Regions from separate parts of the Homo sapiens genome. Here region 1 is linked to region 2. Evidence: read pairs that join two places in POLR2A ChIA-PET (ENCODE). Cell type or tissue: GM12878. All regions are shown on one strand. Links, peaks and the distances in the headings refer to the core of each region. The heading gives the core; the rest is flanking DNA.

Region 1 (2,917 bases), core at 267-2,766, 71 kb before region 2:
TTTTGTTCATTGAAATATCCCCATGCCTAGAACAGTGTCTGGGACATGTTAGATGTGCATTAAATATTTTAAAAATATATTAAAAATTGTTTTGTTGAACTCTTTAGAATTAATCCTTAGGAATATTTTTAGTTTATTTTATTTCAGGATTGTATTTCTTTCTATAAAATTTCTTCTTTTTGCAACCAATTTACCATGTAATGATCTTTCTATAAAATTTCCATTGTACATCTGATCAGAGACTATTTTAGATTTCAAAGTTTGGAATTTAAATGGCAACTCTCAAATAGTGTTAAATTATTTCTGAATTTATTAGCGTTGGCAAAAGACTGTTGGTTGAAGTAATTTTAGAGATGAGTGATAAGGAAGTAATGTTTCCGGATCTTTTTGAGTTGCTTTTTCTTATTTTTGAATTTTAACACAACTTTTTTTTAGAAAAGTTATTTTTTTCTCTTTTGTTATAGTTAAGCAAAAAGATTATTTGTATTGCTGTTTTTTAAACTTGTTTTATTTATTGATTTAATTAATTAATTAATTAACTTATTTGAGAGAGTCTTGCCCTGTCACCCAGGCTGGAGTGCAGTGGCGCCATCTTGGCTCACTGCAACCTCCACCTCCCAGGTTCAAGCAACTTTCCTGCCTCAGCCTCCCTAGTAGCTGGGACTACAGGTGTACCCACCACACCCAGCTAATTTTTGCATTTGTAGTAGAGACGGAGTTTCACCATGTTGGCTAAGCTGGTCTCAAACTCCTGACCTCAAGTGATCTGCCTGCCTCAGCCTCCCGAAGTGTTGGGATTACAGGCATGAGCCACCGTGCCTGGCATGTATTGCTGTTTTGTATTTGTAAGAATCTCTGTAATATAGAACTCTCAATACTTTTGAGATCCAGTATTAAAATCTGAAAGATAATTTTGTGGATGAAGAATGAAATTTATTCACATGTGTCATGCAGATGTCAGGTTTAGTATGGGGACCAAGTCTTAAATTGAGATCATATAATATCATCTCAGAAGCAGAGATTTCCAAATTAGATCATATGATACTAGCAGTTGTCTGTGTTTGGGATTAAAAGAGTTTAATATGTAATTGGAAATTTAGCAAGGAGATTGTACTGAGATGGCAGACAACAAGTTCTGTCCTTTTCCCACTTCTCCCCCCTTTTCCAAAAATCTCTGAAAATTACAGAAAACTTAGATACACACACACTTGTGCATACATGAACATGCCCAGAATTGAAATACATGAAGGTGTGCTCTCATGGGCCAGACATTATAAGAATACTTGAAAAATAGAAGGCACATGGGATGGAATTGAAGGTGGACAAACAACAGTTGCATAATAAAGGCCTTATACAGAAATGGAAGTGACTCTTGGAGTGCTCTAAGCACACAGAAAGAAGGTATTTGTTATCAATAGTGGCCCTTAGACAATTCTATGAGTTATTGATTGAAGTACCACTGTAGGAAGAGCCAGGTCAGCCTCTCAAGCTTATCCCTACTTGTGCTTGCGGTGGATAGCAGAAGAATTTTCCCCTAAAGGTGGTGGTGGGGGTGGCGGGAGGCAGTCCATGTATACTTTTACTGAAAAGGCAGGACAGTGCCCTGGATGGCTTCTGACATTTAGGAGGAAGAGAGAGGCCCCACACGTTGAGACTGGTCCTAGCCCACTACTAGGTTTGCGTGTCTCCTCCAAAATTCATTTCAAAACTTAATCCCCAATGTGCAGTATTGAGAGGTGGGACCTTTAAGAGGTGATTTGATCATGAGGTCTCTGCCTTCATGAATGGACTAATCCATTCACGGGTTAATGGATTAATGTGTTGTCATGAGAGAGGAACTGGTGGCTTTACAAGAAGAGGAACAGAGACCTGAGTTAGCAAGTTAACACGCTCAGCTTCCTCACCATGTGATGCCCTGTGCTGCCTTGGGATGCTGCAGAGAGTTGCCAGCAGCAAGAAGGTTCTTAAGAGATGCCCCCTTGACCTTGGGCTTCCCAGCCTCCACAACTGTAAGAAATGAATTCCTTTTCTTTATAACTTATCCTGTTTCAGGCATTCTGTTATAAGCAACAGAGAATGAACGAAGACAGAAAATTGGAACCAAGAAGTGGGATTTTGCTGATGACAAATACCTGAAAATGGGGAAGCAGCTTTGGAACTAGGTAATGAGCAGGGGCTGGAAGAGTTTGAAGGAGCAGGCTATAAAGTGACTGTATTTCAGTGAATGGAGTATTAAGGGTGATTCTGGCGAGACTCAGAAAACAAAAAGACAAGGGAACATTTGGAACTTCTTAGAGATTTGTTAAATGATTGTAACCAGAATACGGATAGAAATATGGACAGTAAAGGCCATTCTGCTGAGATTTGAGATGGAACTGAGGAAGGTGGTATTGGAAAATGGAGTAAAGGCCATCCTTGTTATAAATTGGCAAAGAACTTGGCTGAACTGTGTCCATGCCTGAGGGAATTGTGGAGGGCCAAACTTGAGATTAATGAACTAGGGTATCTAGCAAAAGAAATTCCTAAGCCAAATATAGAAGGAGCTACATGATTACATTTGACAACTTATGCTGATATTCAGGAGCAAAGGAATAATTTAAAGGTAGAATTTATCATGAAAAGGGAAGCAGAGTGGAAGGATTTGGATAACTCTCAGCCTGACCACATGAAGAGTAAAAAAGCACGTTCAGCAGAGGAAACCAAGGGTGCAGCCCAGTGACTGTTTGCTAAAGAGATTAGTTTGGATAAAAGGGAGACAGATACCATTCCTTTAGACAAGGGAAGAAAGATCCCAAAGGCATTTCAAAGATCTTAGAGGGTGCCCCTCCCATCACAGGCCCAGAGGCATAGGAGGACAGAATAGTTTCAGAGGACAGGTCAGGGTACTCTCCACAGGCTCACTGCCCAGGGCCACCTC
Region 2 (2,917 bases), core at 295-2,794:
AACCACAGTACAGTAGTCAAACTCAGGAAATCTAACACTGATAGAATACTTTCAATTGTAGTCCATAATCAAATTTTGTTAATTGGTCAAACAATTGTTATCATAGATTTACTTTTAACCTCAATTACGCTCAATACTATATTCCTCATAAGTTCTTAGATTCTCTAACAGTGCTTCAAATAATAATGACTTCATGCTCTTAATGCAATTAAGATTCATTTAATTCAATACAATTGTCTGTTGTCTATTTACCTCTACTCATATTTTGTATGTTTTTGCAGTTCATATTTTGATAAAATATTGAAATAACTCTTTTTATCTACTTTTTTAGTCCTAAATTCTGTTCCCCCTTCTCATTTGGCTGATATATTTTGTCCATCTTTATTTTTAATCTTTCTAAATCCAATTTGATTCTCTGTTTTAATAAAGGAATGTAAACAGTTCACATTTATTTTATCTGCCTTTTCTCATTTTATTCTCTTTAGTGTTTAATGTTTTTTTCTGTTATGCTTTTTGCTATACAGACTCTGGACTTTGTTATTTGTTTTTATATTTCCACAAAGCTGTGAATAACGGACATCTTACTTTTAATTGTACTTGTAGCAATCTTTTTTTTTTTTTTGAGGCAGGGTCTTGCTCTGTCACCTAGGCTGGAGTGCAGTAGCATAATCATAGCTCAATGTAACCTTGAACTCCTGGGCTCAGGTGATCCTCCTGCCTCAGCCTTCTGAGTAGCTAGGGCTACAGGCGTGCACCACCATACCCAGCTGATTTTTTATTTTTTGTAGAAACAGGGTCTTGTTATGTTGCCCAGGCTGTGGAAATAAAAGAAAAGCATTCCATCCTGGCTAACATGGTGAAACCCCATCTCTACTAAAAATACAAAAAAAATTAGCCGGGCGTGGTGGTGGGCGCCTATAGTCCCAGCTACTCGGGAGGCTGAGGCAGGAGAATGGTGTGAACCTGGGAGGCAGAGCTTCAGTGAGCCGAGATCATACCACTGCACTCCAGCCTGGGAGACAGAGCGAGACTCCATCTCAAAAAAAAAAAAAAAAAAAGAAAGAAAAAAGGAAAGCAAAACATTCCTGAGCTTAAATTTATCTTAATATCAAAGTGAAATTAGTAATTTTTGACCCCATTATGAGAGAAGGATTAAGAGTTTTTGTGTCCCTGTGTCCTCCTTTTTCTTATTTTAAATATTTAATTTGATAATATTATAAATTCAAATAGTAAAAATTATGTTAGTCACTTATTTCACAGGATTTTTTCTCTTTATTTGGATATTAATAATCAAATTCATCCATCCATGAATTTAATGAATTTTAATATAGTTCTTATCTCACTATGCCTTTCCCCATTCTTGGGACCCTAATCTTGATTCCTTTCATAATGATCTAGTAAGCATATTAATTTTTAGAAAGGGGATCAGTGTTATAAAAGAGAGACAACTTCTCTTAAATATAGCAATCTTTCCCCCTCAAGTCATTGGAAATATTCCTCCATTGTCTTGAGAAGTTTGATGCTGTAAAGAAGTTGCTATAGTTTGAATATGTCCCCCCAAAAGCATATGTTCAAAACTTAATCCCCAGTATAACAATGTTGGGAGGCAAGACCTACTGGAGGTGCTTGGGTCATGAGGGCTCCACCCTGATGAATGGATCAATGCCAATAATAAAAGGACTTGAAGCTGTGAGTTTGTTCTCTTGCTCTTATGCTCTCTTGCCCTTTGCTTTCTGCCATGGGATGACACAGCAAGAAGGCCCTTGCCAGATGCTGGCCCCTTGATCTGGAACTTCCCAGCCTCCAGAACTGTGAGCCAAATAAACTTCTGTTGTTTATAAATGACTCAGTCTGTTGTAGCAGCACAAAACAGACTCAGAAGTTGAGGACAACTGTTTTTTAGCCTGAATGGTTTTTGTTCCCCATTTCTGAAATTTACAACTTTCACAATAAGATAACTGGGTATAGACTTCCTTTCAAAAATTTTTGCCTGGGATATGGTAAACCCTCTTGATTTCCAAATTTAGGACTTATTTAGGAGCAAGAAAGATTTCTTCTGTCACAACTTTGATTAATGCTGCTGTTTTGTTTGTTTGTTTTTTTCTTCTTCAGGGACCTATTTGGATCTCTTATCTCTAAATTGCCTGCCTGTGGCCTGCCTGCCTGCCTCCTTCCCTCTTTCTTTCTCTTTCCCTCTCTTTCTTCTTTCTTTCTTTTCTTTTTTCTTTCTTTCTCTCTCTCTTTCTTTCTCCTTCCTTCTTTATTCCTTTCATTTTCTTCATTTATTTTTCATTGCATTCTGAGACTATTTTCCTAAGAATTTCCTCTATATCACTGATTCAATTTTCCTTAACTATCTCCCATATAAACTTTCATTCAGTTACAGTGTTTTTGGCTTCCATGAAATCTTTTATTTTAGCTTGTTTATGGCAACATCCTCTTGTACAGAGTTCAAAAAAACAAACGATTTCCATCTATTCCTGCTTCATATCTATTTTAGAGGCAAGCTTTTCCTTCATTGTTCTTTCTATTTTCTTGCAAAATTTATTTAATCTAAGGCCTTATCCTTGAAAGAAAAGAGATTCCTTTTGTATGTATGTATGGATGAATGTGTTTTTCACCTTATCCTAAAAAGTATTTAAGGATGTATTAGGGGAGATTTATCCCAGTCTAACGTTGATATGGATGGAATGCATAGTCTGCCCATGGCTCCCTTAGGTTCTGTTCAGGTCTTGGAAAAATGCAATCACCAAATGCTAGATCCCCATCTAAGTATGAGAAGACATCTAAATCCTCCAGGCAGAAAAGTTCACTCAGACCCAGGAAAGAAGGCAAAAGTCTCGCCATGTACAGTAGTCATGTTCCAGAAGATAGAGTGACTAGGGCTGTCAGAGTTCTGTCAATATGGTTGTCCAGA

What was found. Peaks named below come from ENCODE experiments on the same cell type or tissue, not always from the same donor. Only the 100,000 strongest peaks of a DNase experiment are listed, where the experiment ranks them.
Region 1: POLR2A ChIA-PET joins it to region 2 with 5 read pairs; 4 of 35 experiments call an interaction of 5 or more read pairs at or near these places.

Annotation. Positions count from the first base shown.
Region 1 is chr10:95,695,755-95,698,671 of GRCh38, forward strand. It overlaps a transcript of ENTPD1 not described here. Among named protein-coding and RNA genes, the nearest start is that of TCTN3, 3.3 kb to the left of the region's middle. In GM12878, for the core only: no CTCF peak of the experiment used is centred there; a DNase peak (open chromatin) is centred at 1,827; H3K27ac peaks cover 1,147 bases.
Region 2 is chr10:95,766,276-95,769,192 of GRCh38, forward strand. The region is part of intron 1 of ENTPD1 (ectonucleoside triphosphate diphosphohydrolase 1); the gene reads left to right. The region is part of intron 5 of ENTPD1-AS1 (ENTPD1 antisense RNA 1); the gene reads right to left. Among named protein-coding and RNA genes, the nearest start is that of ENTPD1, 12 kb to the left of the region's middle. RefSeq lists an enhancer at 1,672-1,751. In GM12878, for the core only: no CTCF peak of the experiment used is centred there; a DNase peak (open chromatin) is centred at 1,841; H3K4me3 peaks cover 1,556 bases; H3K27ac peaks cover 2,500 bases.